Regions from separate parts of the Homo sapiens genome. Here region 2 is linked to region 1. Evidence: read pairs that join two places in POLR2A ChIA-PET (ENCODE). Cell type or tissue: B cell. All regions are shown on one strand. Links, peaks and the distances in the headings refer to the core of each region. The heading gives the core; the rest is flanking DNA.

The links. ChIA-PET counts read pairs that join two places held together with the same protein. Peaks named below come from ENCODE experiments on the same cell type or tissue, not always from the same donor. Only the 100,000 strongest peaks of a DNase experiment are listed, where the experiment ranks them.
Region 2: POLR2A ChIA-PET joins it to region 1 with 7 read pairs; 6 of 35 experiments call an interaction of 5 or more read pairs at or near these places.

What each region holds. Positions count from the first base shown.
Region 1 is chr2:207,545,992-207,558,228 of GRCh38, forward strand. It overlaps CREB1 (cAMP responsive element binding protein 1), which reads left to right. Exons shown (of 8, transcript NM_004379.5): 2 at 9,637-9,758. The coding sequence starts at 9,645. Among named protein-coding and RNA genes, the nearest start is that of CREB1, 22 kb to the left of the region's middle. In B cell, for the core only: no CTCF peak of the experiment used is centred there; no DNase peak of the experiment used is centred there; H3K27ac peaks cover 2,559 bases.
Region 2 is chr2:207,487,468-207,499,704 of GRCh38, forward strand. No RefSeq gene overlaps it. Among named protein-coding and RNA genes, the nearest start is that of CREB1, 36 kb to the right of the region's middle. In B cell, for the core only: no CTCF peak of the experiment used is centred there; no DNase peak of the experiment used is centred there; H3K27ac peaks cover 1,075 bases.

The DNA.
Region 1 (12,237 bases), core at 4,115-9,114:
CCCAAAGTCTTGGGATTACAGGCATGAGCCACCGCACCTGGCCAAACATATTTTTCTTTAACTGAGGAAATTAGATTCATTGTCCAAAGCTTAAAAGGAAGATTTTCTACTTTGAGTTTTTATTAACTCTGATACTTTACTATGACAGTACTTCCAGCCTCTGAGACATGAGAAATAGCGTGAGATTGTAGTAATCAAAATGACCTTACCAGAAATCACCACCAGGTTGGTGAAAAACAGTACATCTACACAGAAGGATGGACTTGATGTTGATTCTTTCAAGATTAAAGATGAAGATGCCCGAACTTGAAGCAAGTCTTTTATCAAAACCGTACATAAAGCAAAACACACTGTATGATACTGTAATGGTGGACACATATCATTACGCATTTATCTGTAGAATGTGCAACACCAAGAGTGAACCGTAAGATTAAAAAAGAAACAACAACAATAGGCTGGGCGCAGTGGCTCATGCTGGTAATCCCAACACTTTGAGAGGCTGAGGTGGGCGGATCACCTGAGGTCAGGAGTTTGAGACCAGCCTGGCCAACGTTGTGAAACCCCATCTCTACTAAAAATAAAAAAATTAGCTGGCTGTGGTGGCGGGTGCCTGTAATCCCAGCTACTTGGGAGACTGAGGCAAGAGAACCGCTTGAACCTGGGAAGCGGAGGTTGCAGTGAGCTGAGATCATGCCACTCACTGCATTCCAGCTTGGGGGACAGTGAGACCCTATATCAAAAAAAAAACAAAAAACAACAAAAACAAATCAAAGCCTGTACATAAAGTATGTACTGTTGCCTGCATGCCATTTGTCAGTTTTAAAGATTAACCATGGTCAGTTTTTAAATGTAGTCCAGTATATCCTTGGTACCTTTGAGTTCTTGGGCTTTTTCCTTTGCTGTTTGACTAGTAAGCAAAATGTAATAAAAGTAATTAGCATATTGCATAATAGTCCACATAGTTCCATTCCCAAATATTACAGAGAACTCCTCATTTTTTGTAATATTGGAGGCTGTTATAACCCTGAAGTCTTGAACATTCCTTACAAATCTCTTGACATCTTTTGTTCTCCATCTGTGAAGTTAGCTAACACCAGAATTCCTGTATTATGACTCCTCCCATAACATGTGCTGTCTCACCTCAAGAAAACTGAATTTTCACTCTTCCATGTCCAATTTGTAAATAATTCACCAAGAATAACATTTCAAAATTTAGTTCAAAATAACAGATGTTACTTCATAAACTTATTTAAAAAACACTTGGACATTCATCTCCCATTTGGATGTAGTGATTTTGACGTAATCACTTTGATTTTCTTAAGTAAATGTAAGTAGGCTATACATATTTAACTTCGGGGCATAGTAACTTTTGGGTACTTACAGTTTCAGCATTGAGCTAGTTTACGAAGCAGAACTAACATTTGAAGACAGCTTCATTCTTTAGTCAACATAAAAATTGTTTTTGTCAAAGTAACTGTATGTAGGAAGTATGTGATCCTTTTTTTCTTAAAAAAATGAGCTCCAAATAGCCATTTAGTAACACTTCATGTATAGAGGTTTCTGTGAGATCAATTCTTCCAAGTGTTCAAAGTGTAAAAAGCTGTGAAACACCCATTAAGTGGGTGTTTGGAATGAAAGGGGAATGGAAAGAGATGAGATAAAAATATTATCTAAAATATTGCATAGTCGTGGCTGCTGCTTTGCTAAGCAACACTGTCTCTTGGTGGTCACATACATGAAGACTTGTTTCAAATTCATGAGTATAGTCTTACCTGAAGGAAAACAAGGCAAGTAAACTTTGCAAATACTTAATTTCAAACAAACAAACAAAAAACTTTAAGAAAGCACTACAGCTTTCTTGTTGAAAGGCGCTATAGAGTTAGTCACATATTCTGAGATGGCTGTCAAACCATGCAATATGTTTCTATATATCAGATGATTTTTTTTTTTTTAAATTGAGATGGAGTCTCATTCACCGTGTCACCCAGGAAGGAGTGCAGTGGTGCAATCTCGACTCACTACAACCCCCACCTCCCGGGTACAGCATTCTTGTGCTTCAGCCTCCTGAGTAGCTGGGATTACAGGTGCACACCACCACGCCCAGCTAATTTTTGTATTTTTAGTAGAGACGGGGTTTCACAATGTTGGCCAGGCAGATCGCAAACTGCCTCAAGTAATCTGCCCGCCTAGGCCTCCCAAAGCGCAGGGATTACAGGTGTGAGCCACTGCATCTGGCTGGCATTATTTCTAACACACTTCTGTTAAATACTTCCTTCAAGAACAATATCTTTGTCATAGAATATGCTACATTTTTTAAAAACAAATTTATTTATCAAGGATGGCATTCAAATACCCTGGTAATTACAAAACTGCAATGATAAAATACAAAATATTGAACTTAAACAGTTTCTCTGAGCTAAATCCAATAAATAAATCAGGGAATTTGTTTTCTTAAATAATATTGAAAAGATTCCTGGGGCCAGGCCCGGTGGCTCACACCTGTAATCCCAGCACTTTGGGAGGCTGATGCGGGTAGATCACCTAAGGTCAGGAGTTTGAGACCAGCGTGGCCAACATGGTGAAACCCTGTCTCTACTAAAAATACAAAAATTAGCCAGGTGTGGTGGTGCACATCTGTAATCCCAGCTACTTGAGAGGCTGAGGCAGGAGAATCACTTGAACCGGGGAGGCAGATGTTGCAGTGAGCCGAGATCACTCCATTGCACTCCAGCCTGGGCAATGAGCAAAACTCTGTCCCCGCCTGCCTCCCCCGCTCCCCCCCAAAAAGATTCCTTTTTGCTATTTATTGCCCTGTTTTTGATGACTATGGTGGTGGTTGGGTTATTTTGGTATTTACTATTAATACAGTTTATAAAAGTAAACAAATTTTCAAGCTTGCTTTTATTTTTGTCATATAAGTAATTTAAATCTTATCAAATTCAGATCACAGAGTTAACTTCATGTATAACTTTTCTTGCTTTGTAATATCTAGATTGGAGGCTGAAATAAGGATTTGTTCTCTGTTAAAAGCAGAAAGACCTTGGTAGGAGCACAGGGAAAACTCAGCTTGATAAAGATACCAATTTATTTTCATTTATCACATTGTCTGCTCTGACTTGTTCCCTTAAAATATTTATAACCTTTGTTACAGTGTGATCAGTCTAATCTAAAGTTTATTCAGTTGAGGTTGATCTATGTTGAGGAGTGTGTGTACATATATACATACATGTATATGCATATGACATTTGAATATGCTTTTTTGCCTGTCTGGTTTCAATGAAAGTGTGCTATATTTAACACCAATAGACTATTATTAGCATCAGAAACCTGGAGCATTGCTAAGTTTCCAGTATTGATTAGATAACAGCTCAGTTCTGCCAGGTTGGACATATGGTAAAGATAAATGACAAGTATTTTAAGGTTAACCCTCCCCCGCTTAAAAAAAAAAGGTGCAGGAAAAAAAGTAGGGGAAAACAGTAGACAGTGCACCCTAGTTATTGATTCTTGGAAAGCTAAAATCTATCGTGTAGCACCTGAACATTATAACACTTTAGAAAATTAAGACATTTGAAGGATGTAAGAATGTATCAGCAAGGCTTTGGCTGGGGTGCAGTGGCTCACGCCTGTAGTCCCAACACTTTAGGAGCCCAAAGCAGGCAGATCACAAGGTCAGGAAATCGAGACCGTCCTGGCTAACACGATGAAACACAAAAAAATTAGACGAGCTCACACCTGTAGTCCCAACACTTTGGGAGCCGAGGTGGGCAGATCACAAGGTCAGGAGATCGAGACCATCCTGGCTAACATGGTGAAACCCCATCTCTACTAAAAATACAAAAAAATTGGCACACACCTGTAGTCCCAGCTACTCGGGAGGCTGAGGCAGGAGAACTGCTTGAACCCAAGGGGCGGGGGTTGCAGTGAGCTGAGATTGTGCCACCACACTCCAGCCTGGGCGAAAGAGCGAGACTCCATCTCAAAAAAAAAAAAAAGAGAGAAAAGAATGTATTAGCAAGGCTTTCAAACAGTTACCCTAAAAACTAAATACAGGCACAACATAACTGTGTAGACATAATTATGTATCACATGTAGGTACTTATAGATATATTTATGCAGAGTATTTTTAGTTAACATATCTGACTGTGACAACAAAATAGTCATTTAGTTTGAAAATCATGTGCCCAAATATGTGTTTTGCTGTGGTTACCCTGGAGACTTTGGAGTTCTGCCATGTGATTTCCTTAAATCCCTGGAATTTTTGATTGCTGAGAATTCAGGAGGAGTTGCCCACTTGTTAGTGTGCAGGGAAATGTGTTTTTCTCATTTCTAGTTGAGGTCATTCTTTTTTTTTTTTTTTTTTTAAACCATAGCATGTGTTCCATTAGTTATGAATGTATTATTTCTTTAGAGTCAAAATTCACAACTCATTTCTTTGAATATTATCTCTGATCCTAGATGGGATCAAAATTGCCCTAGATTTAGGAGTTTTAAAAGTTTACTAGGTTGTGGGGAAGATGGGTTTATTTTTCATAAACTTGAACTAGAATGTTGACGATTATAAGGACTGGGACACTTCCTAAAGGTCAAAATATTTTAAGGCGAAAGTATGTATTCTTTCCTTTTGCCTAATGATTGAAAGAAAAAGTGGTAATATGCGCTTGCTTTCTATTATGAGCTTTAATTTGTAATTTGATGAAGATTTTTGTTAACTTGCTATAGGTAGTCAGGTAAGGAAACAGTGGTGCCAGAATTTGTCCCTGATTCAGTATAGTTCTGTGCAGGTCTTGAGTAGATGAATTTAAATGCTACTTTATTAGTAAGAGTTAGATGGTCAGCCTTGTACTGAGAACCTCCAACCTTCTTCCCAGCTTTATTTTTCTACACGCTTCCCATCATCTGACTTACGTGTTTTACTTGTTTACTAGAATGTAAGCTACATACAAGCAGAGTTTTTAAAATTTTTATTCTGTTCATTGCTTTATTCTGAGTGGCTATTATCGTTTACCTTTTTTCCTTGTTTTCTATGCAAAGTCTCTTATCAGCCACTACTTGCTCATTTCCATACAGGGCTATAGTTCAACCCTTTGCTGATACCATTTTTCTTATAGAAAAAGTTCTTCCAAAACTTATCAATACTGTATTCATCATTAATGCCTCTTTGGAATTCTCTCATTCTCCTGACTATTGCTGAACATAGTCTCTTCTTTTAAATGCTGAGGAAGCACTCATTTGACACTTTGCTGAGATGTTTACCTAAACTACATTTTAAACTTTTTAATTACTACTGTTTTTACTGTGGAAAGGGGTGTGAAAGTGTTACAGCCCTTTACTATTGGGAAATCTAATCAGATAAATTTCGTGAGGCTAGGATGGAAAGGAAAAACTTTACAAGTTAAGCAAAGGGACTGTTAATTAACTGTTTAATAACTCTAACGACAGTTATGACCAGAGCAACATAATAGATAAAAGACAATCTCCACTAAGAGCCTTCATTGGGTAATAGTATGACTTGTAGTTTTTTTAAAAAATGCTAATAATCTCAGGTTGTATTACAGTCTCATGGTTATACAGATGGATGGGAATATCTCTATTTGCCTAGGATCAAGAGGCTAGGTGACCTCTTACTCAATGGGTCGTTCTTTGTTATATGTATTAGTATATAGTAAAAGGAAATACTTCCTTTACCATAAATGTTATTTTATTACGTGGCCATGTAATTATGGTCTCAGCTCCTAGGATCAGAGGATTTAAACTTAGAAGACATTTTTCGGCTGGGCACAGTGACTCAACACCTGCAATCCCAGCACTTTGGGAGGCTGAGGTGGGCGGATCAGGAGGTCAGGAGATCGAGACCATCCTGGCTGACACAGTGAAGCCCCATCTCTACTAAAAATATAAAAAATTAGCTGGCATGGTGGCGGGTGCCTGTAGTCCCAGCTACTCAGGAGGCTGAGGCAAGAGGATTGCTTGAACCTGGGAGGCGGAGGTTGCAGTGAGCCGAGATCGAGCCATTGCACTCCAGCCTGGGCAACAAGAGCGAAACTCCGTCTCAAAAAAAAAAAAAAAAAAAAAAAAATTAAGAAGGCTATCCTCTACCCTAAAAAGGATTGGTAGGCTGCTTGAATGAAATGATAATAAAACACCAGTTGTTTAAATGGGGCTCCTATACACACTTTGTTTTAAAAAGAAATATCGAGTTGTGGAGGGAAGAGGATGAAAAACATTTTGAGTATGTCTTTGTAACTAAAATTTACTTGGATTCACTAATGGCTTTGTTCCTTTATTGTAATGGAGTAATATTTTCTAAAACAAAAAGTTGTAATGGTGTTCTATACCTTAAATGTCAAAAAAGATTAAGTAGTCTCAATGTGTTGTAAATAAAAATGAAAGAAATGGTCAATCTGTGCATTAGATTGTGTTTAATCAAATGGTAGGGTAAAACTACGCATACCAGATGACAGCATAGCTTTAAAAATGTGGCTTGGAATAAAGTCTTTCAAAAATGGTTGTGTATACCCTGTCTACAAAGGAGGTATGATACATTTGTATTTATCTTTATTCTAGATAAAATGATGGTTTACAGGGGGAGAAAATGAAGAAAAAATTGTGAATGTCTTTTTTTTTTTTTTTTGGTAAGACAGTCTTGCTCTGTCACCCAGGCTGCAGTGCAGTGGCGCGATCTCGGCTTACTACAACCTCCGCCTCCCGGGTTCAAGCAATTCTCCTGCCTCAGCCTCCCAAATATCCCAAGTAGCTGGGATTACAGGCACCTGCCACCACGCCCAGCTAATTTTTTGTATTTTTAGTAGAGACCGGGTTTCACCGTGTTGGCCAAGCTGATCTCGAACTCCTGATCTCAGGTGATCCACCCGCCTCGGCCTCCCCAAGTGCTGGGATTACAGGCATGAGCCACCGCGCCCGGCTGTGAATGTCTGCTCTTAATACTTTGACTCATTACTGTCATTGAGTGTATTCATTTGTTTATTTTATTTTATTGTTATTGAAACTAGTTTTTTGTTTTTATATGCCATTTTCTTCAAGATGAAAATTACGGATAACTTACAGGTAGACTTTTTTTTTTTTTTTTTTTTTTTTGAGATGGAGTGTCACTCTGACACCGAGGCTGGAGTGCAGTGGCACCATGTTGGCTCACTGCAACTTCTGTCTCCTGGGTTCAAGCAATTCTCCTGCCTCAGCCTCCCGAGTATCTGGGATTACAGGTGCCCACTGCCACACCCGGCTAGTTTTTATGTTTTTAGTAGAGATGAGGTTTCACCATGTTGACCAGGCTGGTCTTGAACTCCTGACCTCAGGCGATCCACCCGCTTTGGCCTCCTAAAGTGCTGGGATTACAGGCGTGAGCCATCGCGCCGGGCCCAGGTAAACTTTTGTTGTTGTTGTTTGTTACATTTGATGTCTTTCTTATTTTGAGTTTAAAAGACCACAGTTTGCAAAATATAACTCAGTGAATTAATCAGTTATTATTTGATAATTTGATTATTTGATAATAACCAGAGTTATTTGATAATTTTTAAGTTTTCTTATAATTTAGAAATACAGGGTGAATAGGCAAAATGTAAACAAAAATGGTAATTTCATATAAAAAAGTATCTGGTGTTTAAAAAACTTTGTATGCATCTCAAAATCATGATTAAAGTATAGTTTTGGCTTATTAAAGTGTTATATATGTCTTCTGATATTAAAATTTGTTTTAATTATCCAAGTAATCCTGAATCCATTCTCATGGGAAGAAAGATACTTAAGTCAATATTAAAATACTGAAATATGTGAAGAGTTAAAGGTGAAAGTCATTCTGTACAGTTCTACAAAATTCTGTTTCTCTGTTCAGAGCTACTGCTTATAGTTTAGTGTTTAATCTTGCACACCTTTTGCATGCATAAACCTTTACAACAATTTGTTTTACTTTTTTAAAAAAATAAATGGGGCTCTATTTTACAATGTGTCAATATATTAATTTTTTTTCATGGTTACAATTTTGTAATGGTTCTCTTAATGATGGATAATTGTTTTCAGGGGTTTTTTTGCTATGATTTAAAAAATTTTACAGTGAATACTGTTGAGCTACATCTCTGGATATTACTATCGATTATATGGTCAGTGCACTTGTGGCTTTATGAATATTTTAAATAATGTAGTCAAGTCTGTTGATCTTTTTCCTTGTCATCTGTGTTTTGTGGATTTTGGTATTTCCAAACTATATTCATTTCTACAGAGTTATTTTCATTTCCATTTTTTGAACTGTCACTTGTAAAACACTTTCTTTTTATAGAACCTTATGAGTGATAGCAAGATGTATTAGTATGTAATACATTGTGATGGAGTGTAATGATCACAAGGATCAGTGACAGTTTTGATGACCAATTTCAGAGTTATAAAATAAATGAAATATATTCTGGAAAAGTCATGGGCTTTTTGTGTTGTTTGTGGAATCACTAAAGGTAGTCCCTCACTATTAACAAATTTGTTTTGACACATAATATGTGAGGCACTGAATTATAATAGGCACTAGAAACATTGCCTATTTTCCTGAATCCTTTAGACAGGATTGCTTCCCCAGTTACCAGAGATTTCTCTAACCTTGATTTACAGTAGCTACTGCTGGTAGGAATTGCTCTCCACTCCACTTTTGCTGCCATCCAGTGTTACATTACCCTACAAATATACTAAGTGCTTAGCAAAGCAGAGTCCAAATGTAAGATCAATTTTTGTCTTACCCAGAATTTTACAATTAAAATATATAAATAAAAGATTTCTCTGTGTGTGGATGTATGTGTACAGTATAGTGTTGCATGCTATACATGGGGTGAGGTATCAGAATGCTTTTTCAGTGTTTGGCACCTCTAATTTGGCTCTGTGGCCATTTATTCCACCTTTCTACCTTGAAATTCCACAACTTGGGCTCTTGAAATTACCTGGTATGGTGCAATGCACGTGTATTCTCAGCTACTCCAGAGGCTGAGGCGGGAGGATCACTTGAGCCCAGGAGTTTGAGGTTGAGATTGAGATGAACTGTGAGAACATGCTACTGCACTCCAGTCTGGGCAACAGAGCAAGACCTCATCTCTAAAAAATTTTGGGCTTGAAACGGGCTGATTTTGTCCTACCACTAGTAATCACTTTTAGAAGTAGCTTACAATTGCTGTTTCTTCCTTCTTATGGGGGGAAATACCCTTATAGGAGGTATTATGAAGCCAATATCTAATAAACTCTGTCATCATTAGCTCACTTCCACTCTTCTGCCATCTCTCTGTACCTGATTAGTATAGTTTTGAAAAATTATAATTTTGCTACCACTGCACCTCTCCTTGTTAGTAGGGGAGATTTATGTAAGAGAAGAATCTTTTATTTCTAGACAAGGTAATATCCCATTGGGAAGAAACAGCCAAGGGAGAAGAAATGTTTTTTTCTTCTTTGAAGGGACTAGAACTTTTATAGCTCAGCAAATTTGAATAAGTTTGATGGTAATTCAGCTACATTATATTTTAGCTAGATTTCTGAGTTCATTTGGTAACCTAACCACCACATATATACCTATTTATAACTTGAAATTTGCCTTTAAAGTCACGAAAGCACAAAGCACTGTGGTGCTTGTAACACTCTTCCATATTATTATAGGTAACTAAATGACCATGGAATCTGGAGCCGAGAACCAGCAGAGTGGAGATGCAGCTGTAACAGAAGCTGAAAACCAACAAATGACAGTTCAAGCCCAGCCACAGATTGCCACATTAGCCCAGGTATAAAATACATGGAGAGATTCCAGTTTGTGTCTCTTCCTAGAGGAATACGTTTCCAAGAGAATTTAGTTGTTATTACATAGATATACATAGAATGAGCAGAGATACTCTTACAATATCAAAATTCCTATTTACTTAGTATTAGAGTATATTTAGAAATGATAGTATTAATTCAATAACAGTAAAATGTATTATTAAACAATAATACAGTATTTTTAGTGAAATGATCCAGAAATAATTACATTTTAAACTTATGGGTAAATGGTGCTCTCAGATAAGGGAAGAAAACCTTGGCTATGTATGACAACTGCTTTTTTTATTTTTTTAATATGACACAGATTTATTTTTTAACAGTGGGAATGCAGATAATATGAAAGCCTAAGTTTATATAACTAAACTAAAAATTAGGATAAGCAAATAAATTGACATGTAAGGAAATTTTAAGGATGATAGCAGTTTTTGTTTCCTGTATATTTTAAATATAATTTCTGATTCTTTCATTTCATCTTTCTCTTTAACATCCTATCTTTAAGAATATTTTCTCTCATTCTTATGTTTTTGTTTGCATGCATTCTCCTCAACTATTTTATTAACAGCTGTTTACATAGATAGGAATGAGAAAGGTGGTTAACTTAAAAAACAAATAGCAGATACAGACCTGCTAGGTAATAGTGTGATACCGTCTCTTTCAGATGAAGGTTCCCAGGAGAATATAATCCTAGCAGAAGCTCTGATATATGTAGCTTCAGTTTCTCCAAGAGTTTAAAAGTTCCTAGAGAAGTCACCTAGCAAGAATGAATCATGGGAAATAGAGGACTCACCACACTTGGGTGTCTGGCTGAGGTAGTGTGAGCCAGATACTGGATTTCCAGCAAGAATATAGTCAGAAGGAGTGAGCTGTTCTGTGTTTTCTCCTAAGACCACCAGGGTTTACCTCCAGCCTTCAGGAATAAGACAAAGCCAAATACATCTAATGTACTCATACGAGGCAGGCTGCAGGATTGAAGGGGAGAGAGCCAGGACTTCCATCAATATAGGGTCAACAGATAAGAATCTGGGCTCATCTGTATATTTTGCCCTTTAGAAAGAGGAAGACACAATGCTAGGCCGGGCGCTGTGGCTCACGCCTATAATCCAAACACTTTAGGAGGCTGAGGCGAGCGAATCACTTGAGGTCAGGAGTTCAAGACGAGCCTGGCCAACATGGTGAAACCCCATCTCTACTAAAAATACAAAAATTAACCAGGCGTGGTAGCACACACCTGTAAATCCAGCGACCTTAGAAGGCTGAGGGAGGAGAATTGCTTAAGTCCGGGAGGCAGAGGTTGCAGTGAACTGAGATTGCGCCACTGCATTCCAGCCGGGGTGACAGAACAAGATTCCCTCTCAAAAAAAAAAAGAAGATGCAATGCCAGCAGGCTTCTTTATGATGATAGCCCTTAACACATCTTATCTCTGGAGTCACACTATTTTGTCCAGTCTGGTTGTCCCCAGAGTAGGCTGTATTGTGTCATCCTGGGAATTCCTTTCTCCCTACTTCCATTTTCTCACAGTTTGTGTTTTTGATATGGTAAAGCATGTTTTTCAGTGGTTTTATGAGAAAGAAAGGTTGGCTGAGTAAAGATAGCATGTTATAAAAATTGAATGTATGGGCCGGGTGTGATGGCTCACACCTATAATCCCCACACTTTGGGAGGCCGAGGCAGGCGGATCACGAGGTTAGGAGATTGAGACCATCCTGGCTAACACAGTGAAGCCCGTCTCTACTAAAAATACAAAAAAATTAGCTGGGTGTGGTTATGGGCTCCTGTAGTCCCAGCTACTCGGGAGGCTGAGGCAGGAGAATGTCATGAACCCGAGACCGCACCACTGCACTCCAGCCTGGGTGACAGAGCGAGACTCCATCTCAAAAAGTAAATAAATACAAATAAAAATTGAATGTACATGTGCCTTAACATCTAGAAGATGTACAACAAAAATATTAAAAGTGATTAGCTATGGGTGATAGGAATATAAAGGGTTTTTATTTTATTTTTTATATCTGTATTTTATAAATTTATAATGAGAGGAGCCATTATATAAAATTATTAGTGTAGAAAAGGGATTATTCATTGAGTTAGCTAGGTATATTTTCCCTAGAGAAGACTCAGGAAAGAGAACATAGTAATTGCTTCAAATATTACAAGAGCATTTATATGGAATTGAGATGAGATACTCTGAATAAGGTTATGGTTCTCAAACTTCAGTGTACGGGAAAGTATGATTGGGTTCCTGTTAGAGTTGACTTTACAGAGTATCCTGTGTGACTCTAATGAAGCTATTCCATGGACCACATTTTGAGAATCAAATAAAACTAAGCAAGATTTATAGTGGCCAGAGAGAAAGTGATTAATAAGTAAGGACTTTATTACTATCCAGAGATGGAAGCTTCTGGTTTTACCCTATATGCCAAAGACACTGTCTTTATAGGGATCTTCCC
Region 2 (12,237 bases), core at 3,160-8,159, 59 kb before region 1:
AGTAGAGATGCAGATATGAGGATCCAGCTATCTTTTTATTAAGCCAGACACTGAGGAGATTTGCAAAAATGTAAAGCAATGCCACCAGAATTATTTTTGTTTTGGAAGAATTAACTATGTTTTATTTTTAAATCATGTTAACTATAATGGGTCTATTATTGTTCTTATAAGAATAAATACTTTTAATGTTTCAGTTTTAATTTCTTATGTGGTAAATATTACTAGATATACATATAAGCAAGAGCTCTTTGGGGTCCTCAATAATATTTTAAGAGTATAAAGGAGACCTTATGAGGCCAAAAAGTTGGAAAATTGCTGTTACAGGTCATACCCTTTTCTCATCATTCCTACTCAAATGAATGCCAGCTGACACTTAGAGGGTGCTGTGTGCAGATGGGGCATTGTGCTAAGTGCTCAAGGGTCACTTTTCCTTTAACCCTTATGATACTCTTGTAAGCAGGTGCTGTGATCAGCTGCACTTGAAGGACAGTAAGCTGAGGCTTGGGGCAGCTGGATAGAGTGCCGGGGACACACAGCCAGCAAGGGAAGCCATTCCAGCTACTGTCCTCCCATCCTCTCCAGTTTTCTTCTCTTAGTCATTCTCTGAGTCAGCCAGCTTGAAGCCATCTACGCTTCTTTGACTCATCCCTCTCCTTTTTTCTTGAAATGATCTACATTCCCTTCTGAAAGCAGCAGAGGGACTCAAGGTTTGGACGCTGGGTTCCTGGAGCTGCAGCCGCCAGTAAGTGTGGCGAGGTCCCAGGCTTCCAGGCAATAGAGCAGGGAGCCAAGGGGGATGTGCAAGAGGAAACCCAGGAAACAGACCCTCCAAAAGGGCAAAACAAAGGGGGAAAACATATTTGGTAGTCAGGTTCTAGAAGGAACGATTGCTGAGGCCCTGGAAAGGTAGATCCCTTTCTTCCGGGATCAGGCCCACGAGACGGGCGGAAATATTAATCATACTCCTCAATCTCTATTCCCACTCACTTACTTCATTCGGCAAATACAATGGTGTGATAAGTGGGCAGTGATGGGGTAATAATAACAATAACATTTATTGGGCACTTACTATGGGAAAGTGACTATTTTAAATACTTCGTGGATATTAACTCATTTAATCCTCATCTGAATCCAGTGAAGTAAGTACTTGTCTTACACGTGGAAAAACTGAGGCACAGAAAAGAAACATCAGAGTGTAAGGGAGTGAGCAGGAGAGGCCCTTAACTTGCCCCTGGGGGAAAAGGTGATGAAGAAAAGCTTCTCAGATATGGCACATGTATTCGTTTCCTATCGGTGCTGTAGCAAATTACCAGAAACTTAGTTATTTATTACATTTTTTCATAGGTGGTTTTCAATGGCCTACAGAAACTTAGTTATTTAAAACAACATTTATTGTTACAGATTTATTATCTGACAGCTCTGGAGGTCAGAAGTCTGAAGTGGACTTCACTGGGCCAAAATCAAGGTTGTTGGCAGGGCCGTGCTTTCTCTGGAAACTCTAGAGGACAATCTGTGTCCTTGCTTTTCTGGTTTCTAGAGATTACCTACATTCTTTTGGTTCATGACTCCTTCCTCTAGCTTCAAAGCCAGTAGCATAGCATTGCCTCTCTCACTTTGTTTTTTTGTTTTTGAGACAGGGTCTCACTCTGTCACTTAGGCCAGAATGCAGTGGCACAATCTTGACTCACTGCAACCTCCAACCCCCAGGCTCAAGCAACACTCCCATCTCAGCCTCCCGAGAGGCTGGGACTACAGGCGCCACTACTGGTACTTTTTGTATTTTTTTTTTTTGTGGAGATGGGGTTTCGCCATGTTGCCCAGGCTGGTCTTGAACTCCTGGACTGCAGTGATCCTCCTGCCTCAGCCTCCCAAAGTGCTGGGCTTACAGACATGAGCCACGGCACCCGGCCAGCATTCCCTCCCTGATATCTGTGTCTGGCCTTAAATCTCCTCCCTCCCTCCAGTGCAATGCCTCCCTCTGATAAGAACCCTTGTGATTACATGGGTCCCACCTGGACAATCCAAGCTATTTGCTCATCTCAAGATCCTTAACTTGAACACATTTGCAAAGTCCTTTTTGCCATGTTAGGTAACACATTCACTGGTTCTGGGGATTAGGATGTGGACATCCTGGGTTGCGGGGGGGCATTATTCAGTCATTTAACTAATCCTGGCTGATATTTATTGAAAGTCTACCATGTGCACTCTTCTAGGCACTAGGGAGGTAGTGATAAATAAGATCCGAAGACTGCCTAGGAGTCAACCAGGTGAAACAGGATGAGGGAAAATGTGCTCTAGGCAGAAAGAACAGTATAGACCCAGAGAGGGAAGAGAGCAGCTCCCTCCAGAACATGGGGTTCAGCCTGTCTATTAAGCATTGGCTATCCCTGGCTGCTTATTAGGAACTGCTGGGGAGATTCTTTACCAAAGCTTCCTCTGCCCCCGTCCCTGTCCCCAAGTTCTGACATCAGAGATGGGACCTGGGCATCTATCTGGTATTCTAACATGCAGCCAGGAGAAAAATCATTGGTCAGCAGAGTGGCATGAAAGGACACAGGTGCCTAAGGCTGGGCATGGTGGCTCACACTTGTAATCCCAGCACTTTGGGAGGCCAAGAAGGGCAGATCACTTGAGGCCAGGAGTTCAAGACCAGCCTGGGCAACACAGCGAAACCCCGTCTCTACTAAAAATACAAAAATTAGCCAGGCATGGTGCCGCATACCTGCAGTCCCAGCTACTCAGGAGGTTGAGGCACGAAAATCGCTTGAACCTCAGGAGGCGCAGGTTGCAGTGAGCCGAGCACTCCAGCCTGAGCAACAGAGTGAGACTCTGTCTCAAGGACACTGATGCCTAGTCATGGGGCTGGAGAGAAAAGCAAGAACCAGCTCATGAAAAATCTTGTAACCCAAGAGTATGGATCTTACACGAAGGGTTTAATCAAGGGGGCAACATAATCAGGTTTGTTCTCTACAAATGCCCTCTTACTGCACATTGTGAAGGGAGTGGAGAGGGGCAAGGGAAGAATTAGAAGATGGTGGAGACTGGATTTAGCATAGGTATAGTGGGAATGGATGAAATCCATTCCATTTGCAGGAAGCAAAGATACGAATGGTTTCTGGAATGCCTATAATTATTGCTACAGCCTCCTAACTGGATTTCCCAACCCCACACTTTTTCCCTTCTCATCAACCCTGTGAATCACCACCAGATTTACCCATCCTTAAATACCACTTATTGTGTTAAGGAATACTAGGCAGCCTAATAATTAAGTGTATTTGCTCTTGGACCGAACAGACTGGGTTCAAATCCTATCTCTGCCACTTTACGGTGCCCCATTTCCTCATCTATAACATGTGATACTAAAAATAGTGTTTACATCAGAGGGTTGCTTTGAGTCAATGTAGGAGAACTTCTATAATTACCTGTGTATGGTAATCATTCCAAAAAAAAATCATTATTCAAACACCTTCAATATAAAACCTTCTGTTTTCCATTTGTCGGAATGCCAAGGTCTGCCTGTCCAGATCCTTCACCTTTTGGGTCCACCCTGCTACTCAGCCTCGTTGAATTCTGTCCCCAAAATATGTCACATGAACACTCCAGATACAGCACCTTTGTGCCTGGGTCATGCTGCTTTCCTCATTTTGAATGCCTTTATTTTTCCCTGCTACCCTCCCCAGTCCTTCTGTCCCTTAAATGCTTATCATTACTTCTAAAAAAGTGACTCCCAATGCCGTGACTGGTGACCATATGACCATACCCAGTATAATCATCTTTCCCAAGGGAGGACTGCCTGTCATTCCTACCAGGAGGCTATCATTCCAAATAACTCACAAAGCCACTCATGCTCGTAACTGTCACTGCTATCTAAATGCTAAGCACTCACAGAAGGCCCAGAGCATAAACTTGTCTTTCCCATGCTTTGTGGAGCACCATGGATGCCCCTAGAAGCCCATAAATAAAAAACAACTTTGCTATGAGTTAAGTTTTCATCAGGACTGTCAGCTGTGAAATATTCAGAGGCTTTCTTGAGTTATTAACCCAAACCAATGTTGCATATTACAAAGAGACAGGACCCAAAATATGTGAATTAATTGACCAAACTATATTTTAGCAGTTGTCCTTAAAGGAGAAGCGAAGTCCTACCCCAAGCAGGACTTCACAAAGCATGTGTGTCCTTCTTTGCCTCGTGTCCTTTCATTTTTACAGATTTATTGAGGCATGAATGACAAACAATAGACGATGCAATATTAAATTGCACAATTTGATAAATCTCATGTCCTTTTAACCACAAAGCTTTATAATAATAATCATTTTTATTAGACTACTTAAAATTCTCTTCTATTTTCAAACATGATAGTGTAATATTAAAATCCAAGTTTGCCTACAATAAGGCTTCCACACCTATAAGTTACTAAAAATTTCCCTTGGCTGGGAAAATGTGATCCAGAATTTGAAATTACAAAACCAAAAGGATTTTTCTTGTCAATGAAAAATGATTGGCACAGTGGCTCACATTTGTAATCCCAACACTTTGGGAGGCCAAGGCAGGAGGATTGCTTGATGCCATAAGTTCAAGACTAGCCTGGGCAACATAGCAAGATTCCCATCTCTACAAAAAAAAATTTAAGAAAAGTGACACGTGCCTGTAGTCCTAGCTACTTGAGAGGCTAAAATGGGAGGATCCTTGAACCCAGGAGCTTGAAGCAGCAGCGAGTATGGAGTATGATTGCATCACTGCACTCCAGCCTGGGTGACACAGCAAGACCTGTCTCAAAAAGGAAACAAAAGAAAAATGATCGCGTTGGATTTTAAACCAAGACGTTATAGGCACTCAACTTGCTTTTGGCTGGAAATAAAATATTTTCTATAAATTTATTTATTCTTATTTACTATTATTGAATAATGTTAATACAACCATAACATTACTAAACATTTACTGAGTTTATCATGTGCCTGGAGCTGTGCTAAATGCTTTCCATACATTCTGTCACTCAGTCCTCACAACAGCCCTGGAGGAGGAAAGGGCTGTCCCTTTTTAACAGATGAAGGAACCAAAGTGTGGCGAAGTTAAGTTATTTATACAAGCTCAAGCAACCAGTAAATGATAGAGCTGGCTTTTCAAGTCAGCTATGTCTGCCTCCAGGGCCTGTTCTCTTAACCATTATGTCATCTTGCCACCCTCAAAATGAATATGCAAAACTGTGCCCCTACTCCACAGAAGAGTCAAGGAGGTTGACCACAAATCTATCAAGTTCATGGTACTCCCTTCTCCCACACTTCCTCATCCAAGAGCCTTGCCAAGCATACCTGGAGAGGTGATTCTCTTCCTAAACTCCCCAAACCTCACAATTACCCTCCTCTCTTCAGAGAAGAGATAAGTTCCACACAATCACTGTTAATATTCATTGGTACTTTTTCTTCTTTAGAAATAAAATATGAATAATATACTCAAGTCCTAAAACAGTCTATGTGCTTTAACATTTTCAGAAAGTAAGAATCCTCTTTATTGAAGACAATCTAGATAATTCCATTTCCCCTGCAGCTTGGTGCCAAACAAACAAATGAATATAGCCCTAGAATTCAAGGAAGAAATGGTTTGCTTTCCCTGCAATAACTTTATATTCTTGTGGTATTTTTGCCAGGTTACATCGAATTTTAATTGTTTGGCATTCTCTTTAAGGACTTCGAATTAGTAATCAATAGAAAATCTGGAGATAATAAGTTTACAGTAGCATTTAAGAAAGAAGCATGAGTTTAAAATGATCAAATGATTGCAACCTGAAATTAATATTCAGTACATTTGGAGAATGTGAAGTTTAGGCAAAAATGAGAATGAAAGCAATAATGGAACAATGGTAGCCTCTGTGTGGCAGAGTAGATAGACAATCACTTAGATGGGCATTTGGAAGCCAAAACAAGGTGCTACGTTCTCAAAGCTGCTCTTCCACAAAACAGACCTAGTCCTTTATGCCATGGAGAGTTTCCTGGAGCACAGTTTGGAGATATACCTAACTATAAAGAAGGAAGAGATGAAGGAAGCAAGGGGAGGAGGAAGAAAAGAGGAAGAAGAAAAAGCAAACATGCAGACGCTGAGTTAAATCCAACATGGGCAAGTAAAATCTGTATAACAACAACAAAAAGATTTTCAAGTTTCTAGATTGAAACCTCATGAAATCTAGGCATTAAAAACACAAACACAAAAGAATATTGGGTAATATATTAGAATTCTTGGTATTAGAATTCGACCTGTAGTTCAGGAGATAATAATAGCAATATTGAAGGCACAGGAAGAAGTGGAAGAGCATGATAACAGAGAATATTATTTTGGATACTTGTGCTATATAGGTAAACTAAATAGTAGTTTTCCAATGTTCAGTTTTCATAATAATTGTTTTTATTAAGTGCTTTGTATACTCATTTCTGCACTACCACTATTTGTAATATTCTAATCTCTCTGGAAGTCTATCAGATAATTATAATTATCTGCATTTGTACACAAGAAAACTGAAGATGAGTGAGAGTAAGTTGCTCAAAGACACACAGATAGTTAGAGGCAAAGCTGCTCACCAGTGACAGCTCTGGGGCCACTCTCAAACCTGTTTAATCTTGAACATCATCATCATCACCAACAACAGCCACAACAATGTTAATTGGGCAGTTTACATACAGTAACACTTGTAGTCCCCATCATAACCTCTTGAGGTAGTTACTATTGTTATTCCAATTTTACATAAGAGAAAACTGAGGCTCAAGTAGGTTAAATCGTAGCTAGTCACCTAGCTGTTAAGGTGATAGAGTTGGGATATGAACTCAGGCAAGCTGACTCTATGCATTTAACCACTGCATGCTTAATGTTTTGTAAATTTTAGAAATATGACTAACACTTTAAACCACTCCTGTGTGAATATCATATAACTAGCATTTCAATAAATGTTAATAAATGGCTTGCTCTACTGCATTCTTAATATGAGAATTAGCATCAGAATCAGGTCAAATTCAGTTACAGGTAATTTGATGCACAGACATTGGTTTTGTTTTATTTTCATTCTCTTATTTTGATGGAAATATGCTGTAATGAGTGAATTGTGATAAAGCACAATGATAGTTTATTGAAGTAAGAGATTAGAAAGAGCTGATGCTTTCGTCTTACTATCTTTCTAAAGTGACAGTGAATTAACAAATTAAGAAAAATGTTTTAAACAGAAAACAATACAAGAGGTGGCTGGAAACTCTTTTTTTTCTACAGACTTGCAGGTATATATGTATTTGTGGATGCGCATAATGTGGCCTATTAGGTCTTTGTAACTGATTGGGACTTCAGTACGTTTGCCTGTCAACAAACAGGAAAAATAATGAACTTTGAAGAGCTCGGCTTATCTTTCCTTTTCTACTCTCTTCCTACATTTTAACTTTAAAATTAAATTGTTAAGTTATAGGTATTTATCTAATAACTGAGAGGTACTCTCGAAAGAACACATTTTACAAAATATGAATTAATCAGGATAAGAGAGGCTATGCTACATTAAAACATGGGCCAGTGAGGGCCAGTGGGGGGTCTCATGCCTATAATCTCAGCACTTCAGGAGGCAAAGGCGTCCCAAAGTGGATCACTTGAGGCCAGGAGTTTGAGACCAGCCTGGCAACATAGTGAAACCCCAACTCTACTAAAAATACAAAAATTAGCCGGCCATGGTGGCACATGCCTGTAGTCCCAGTTCCTCAGGAGGCTGAGGCAGGAGAATCGCTTGAACCTGGGAGGCAGATGTTGCAGTGAGCCGAGATCGTGCCACTGCACTCCAGCCTGGGCGACAAAGCAAGACTCCATCTCACAAAAAAAAAAAGCCAGTGACTTAACAAAGTTGAATTTCTTGCTCACACAGAGTGCTATGGCAATTGGGCACTCCCTAGCATCTGTCCTCTCTTTGGGAACTCAATAAACCAGGAGGCATCCATCCAATGGTTTCACTGTCTCAGCACATGGCTTTCCAAATCATAGCTGCAGAGAAAGACAGGAGCTGAAGGATTGCACACAGGCTTGTAAATGGTTTGGTTCAGATATGGCACGTGTCACTCCTCTTGTAGCTCAATCACCAGCATCGAACTCAACCAAGAATGACTGGAAAGGTATGGATGCACACACATCTCTGGTGGGTAAAGAATGTCTCTGACACAGAGCATTATATACATGCTTCCTTACTGCTACTACCACTAATGCTAATACTGTATGTTTATCACAACCAAAGTTTGTTTGCTTTTTTCATCTTTTTCAAGAAACAAACTTTTGGTTTTATTAACCAATTCTATGAAGGTTGTTTTGCTTCATTAATTTTGCTTTTATCTTTAATCTGCTGTAAATTCATTTACTCTTTGGGATTTATTTTTGTTGTTCCTTTTCTATCTTGAGTTGAGTACTTTATTTTGAATCTTTCTCATTTTCTAATAAAAAATCAAGCCTACAAATTTCCTTCTGGATACCTCTTTGGCTGCTTTCCGCAGTTTTGATATATACTACTTTCATTGTGGTTTCATTCTGAACATTTCACAATTTTATTTTGACTGTCTCTTTATCCAGAGAATTACATAGGGATGTGCTTTGTTAGTCTCCAAATGTACAGATATGGAGCCACTCTCTTTTGTTGTTAATTTATTATTGTATTACATCATAATCAAACAACATATCACCTATATGAAATCAAACATTTTTTAACTTGTTGAGTTTTTTTTCTGGCAGACTACTGCTATAGATCTTTTTGTAAAAGCTCCTTATATAATTCTTTACCTTGCTTTAGAGAGTGAGAAAATTTTAGAAAAAAACAAGCCACAAAAGAAATCTCAGCAAGTTAAAAAATGTTTGATTTCATATGGGTGATACCATGTTGTTTGATTATGATATGATACAATAATAAATTAACAACAAAAGAGAGTGGCTCCATATTTATTCAGATACCACTTTGGCTGCTTTCCACAGTTTTAATATATACTACTTTCATTGTGATTTCTTTCTGAACATTTCACAATTTTACTATGACAGATCCAGGTATTGTATTTTTATCTGCCACATAATGCCCACCACAGCAATGACGCTCACAGACACCACTGGTTGAAAACCTCAGCTCTATTTTGTAGATTTGGAGTTTAAGGAATTGGGTGATTGGGAGAAGACTGCAGGAAAAGCTGACTGGGTGGTAGTGGACATGAAGAATTTTCTTGGTTTATATTAAGTAACCATATCTTGTTCATCATTATATCTTGCTTATCTTTGTATGCACAATGCCTGGCACAGAGAAGGCAATCAATAAATGTAGATGACTAGATGAATTAGTATTTACCTAGGCAACTATGAGCATCACATGATAGCTAATGGCATGTAACAGAAATAAAATCCTATTTCATCTTCTGAAATATCAACAGCTTGTGAGAAGGTGTCACAACATTTACGTTACTTTTGTATCTTCCCCCATGCACAATGTTAAGCACAAAGTAAATACTTTTTTTTTTTTTTGAAATAGAGACTCACTCTGTTGACCAGCCTGGAGTGCAGTGGCACGATCTCAGCTCAATGCAACCTTCACCTCCTGGGTTCAAACAGATTCTCATGTCTCAGCCTCCCGAGTAGCTGGGAGTACAGGCATGTGCCACCACGTCCGGCTAATTATTACGTAATTTTTAGTAGAGACGGGGGTTTCCCCATGTTGGCCAGGCTGGTCTCGAACTCCTGGCCTCAAGTGATCCACCAGCCTCGGCCTCCCAAAGTGCTGTGATTACAGACATCAGCCACCACATCTGGCGGCAAATACTTCTTTTTTTTTTTTTTTCTTCTGAGACAGAGTCACTGTCGCCCCGGCTAGAGTGCAGTGGCGTGATCTCAGCTCACTGCAACCTCCATCTCCCGGGTTCAAGTGATTCTCCTGCTTCAGCCTCCCAAGTAGCTGGGATTACAGGTGCCCACCACCACACCCAGCTAATTTTTGTATTTTTAGTAGAGACGGGGTTTCACCATGTTGGCCAGGCTAGTCTCGAACTCCTGACCTCAGGTGATCCACCCGCCTTAACCTCCCAAAGTGCTGGGATTATAGGCGTGAGCCACTGCACCCAGCTGGAAAATACTTCTTAAATGCAATTTATAAGCATGTGTATTAGTTTCCTATTGCTGGTATAACAAATTACTACAAACTTAGTGGCTTAAAACAACACAGATGTGTTGTCTTACAGTTCTAGAGGTTAGTTCTAAATAGGTCTCACTGAGCTAAATCCACGGTGTCAGCAGAGCTGTGTTCTTTCCTAGAGCTTCTAGGGGAGAATCTGTTTTCCTGCCTTTTCCAGCATCTAGCAGCTGCCACATTCCTTGGCTTGGGACCTTGTTCCATCTTCAAATTCATCAGTAGCAGTTCTTTCTCACAATGCTATTTCTCTGTTTCTAACTCTTTTGCCTCTACTTTATCCACTTAAGGACTCAGGATAATCTTCTTATTTTAAGGCCAGCTGATAAACAATTTTAAGTATATCTGCAACCTTAATTCCCCTTGCCATGTAACATAACATTTACAGGCTCTGGTTGTGAGGACATGGACACCTTTTGGGGGTCATTATTGTGTCTATCATAGCACGTAAAACAAAGAAAAAGGACAAATAGAAGAAGAAAAGACAGTGAATGGACACAATGGAGTGACAGAGTTAATAACAGTAATAACACTAGAGATATAAGGATTGGTGCATGGACTACAAGATTCTCGAACAAGGCCAAAAAAAGGATCTGTCCCACACTATTAGCTAAATTCAAGCACTTGCACACACGTGAGTGCACAAACACACACACACAAAGTAATATTCTGGTTAGCTGATGTCACTGCTGGGATATTACTGTTTACTAATAATAAAACAAACTACACAAGGCATGAATGGCACGTGTGTTATTTATAGTTTTTGTAGAAGAAGTTCTCAAATTCCTTTCTTCCTGAAAAAGGATTATTTTCTTACCCTTTGCATTCTAGCTCACCTCTAACATGTCCAGAAATTTCTAGGAAGGCAGAGGAAAGACTCTACATTTGCCTCCCCAATTGAAGCCATCACCACGCAAGGGCTGAAGGTGATTGTCAAAGTGCCCTCCTGAGACTGGACACCGCTGGCCTAAATTAGAGGAGGAGGCTGGTAGACACCGCCCCCTCGTGCAGAGGGGCAGAGAAGCCATTCCCCATGGCTCCCCACCTGTCTTGCTGGAGGAAATTTCTTGGCTAAAAGTCCATGGAAAATGGTTGTTTGGAAAGTGAAGTTCCCTAGAGCTTTGAGAATCAACTTTTTTTTTTTTTTTTTTTTGAGATGGAGTTTCACTCTTGTTGCCCAGGCTGGAGTGCAATGGAGCAATCTCGGCTCAGTGCAACCTCCGCCTCCTGGGTTCAAGCGAGAATCAACTTTTTTCATCATTTTAAACCTACTTATTGGGAAATCTCTCTAAAATATATTACAGAAAAAGAATAATCATACCGAGTCAATACTGCATGAAAAGATATAATAGCATGGAATAAATTATTCATTTCCTTGCCTCTTAGAGAGTACTCTGAGTGCAATTTTAACCATTCTTTCTGGCTGTGAACCTCAGAGTTTTTTACAGTTCTGTAGAGCAGATAGAATGCCAATCTTCTTTGCATATTTATGTCATTTTTAAAAGGTTTTTGTTGCTGTTGTTTTATTTTGTTTTGTTTTTCCCTCCTCTGTGGTTGTCAGTGGTCACTTTTTAAATTTTGGTTTTGTCAGTGTGACTTCCTTTAACAACTTCCTTCCTCTTCTCCTTTGCTATGGAAAATAGTAACTAGGATACCAATCTAGTTAAACTTGTAAGTAAAATGAGGTAAAGTGAGATCCTAATAAAGATACAAGATACTTACAAGTGAAGTGTATGAGATTTAAGACAAAACCAGAGTGACGCTGCAGGCAGGACTGCCCATTCCATCTGGAATGCATGACTGTCTGTCATCTATTTGGCTACTTAGAAACTATTTTTACCTCTTCTCTATTTTTGTTCTGAATAGGTTAGTGTGAAATAATTGTTTTAGCAAGATGAAATATTGCTATATTTTTTAATGTGCCAAAGTCTTCTTTTTTTTTTTTTTTTTTTTTTGAGATGGTGGTCTCACTCTGTTGCCCAGGCTGGAGTCCAGTGGCACAATTTCGGCTGACTGCAGCCTCGACTTCTCAGGCTCAAGCAGCCTTCCAGTTCAGCCTCCCAAGTAGCTGAGA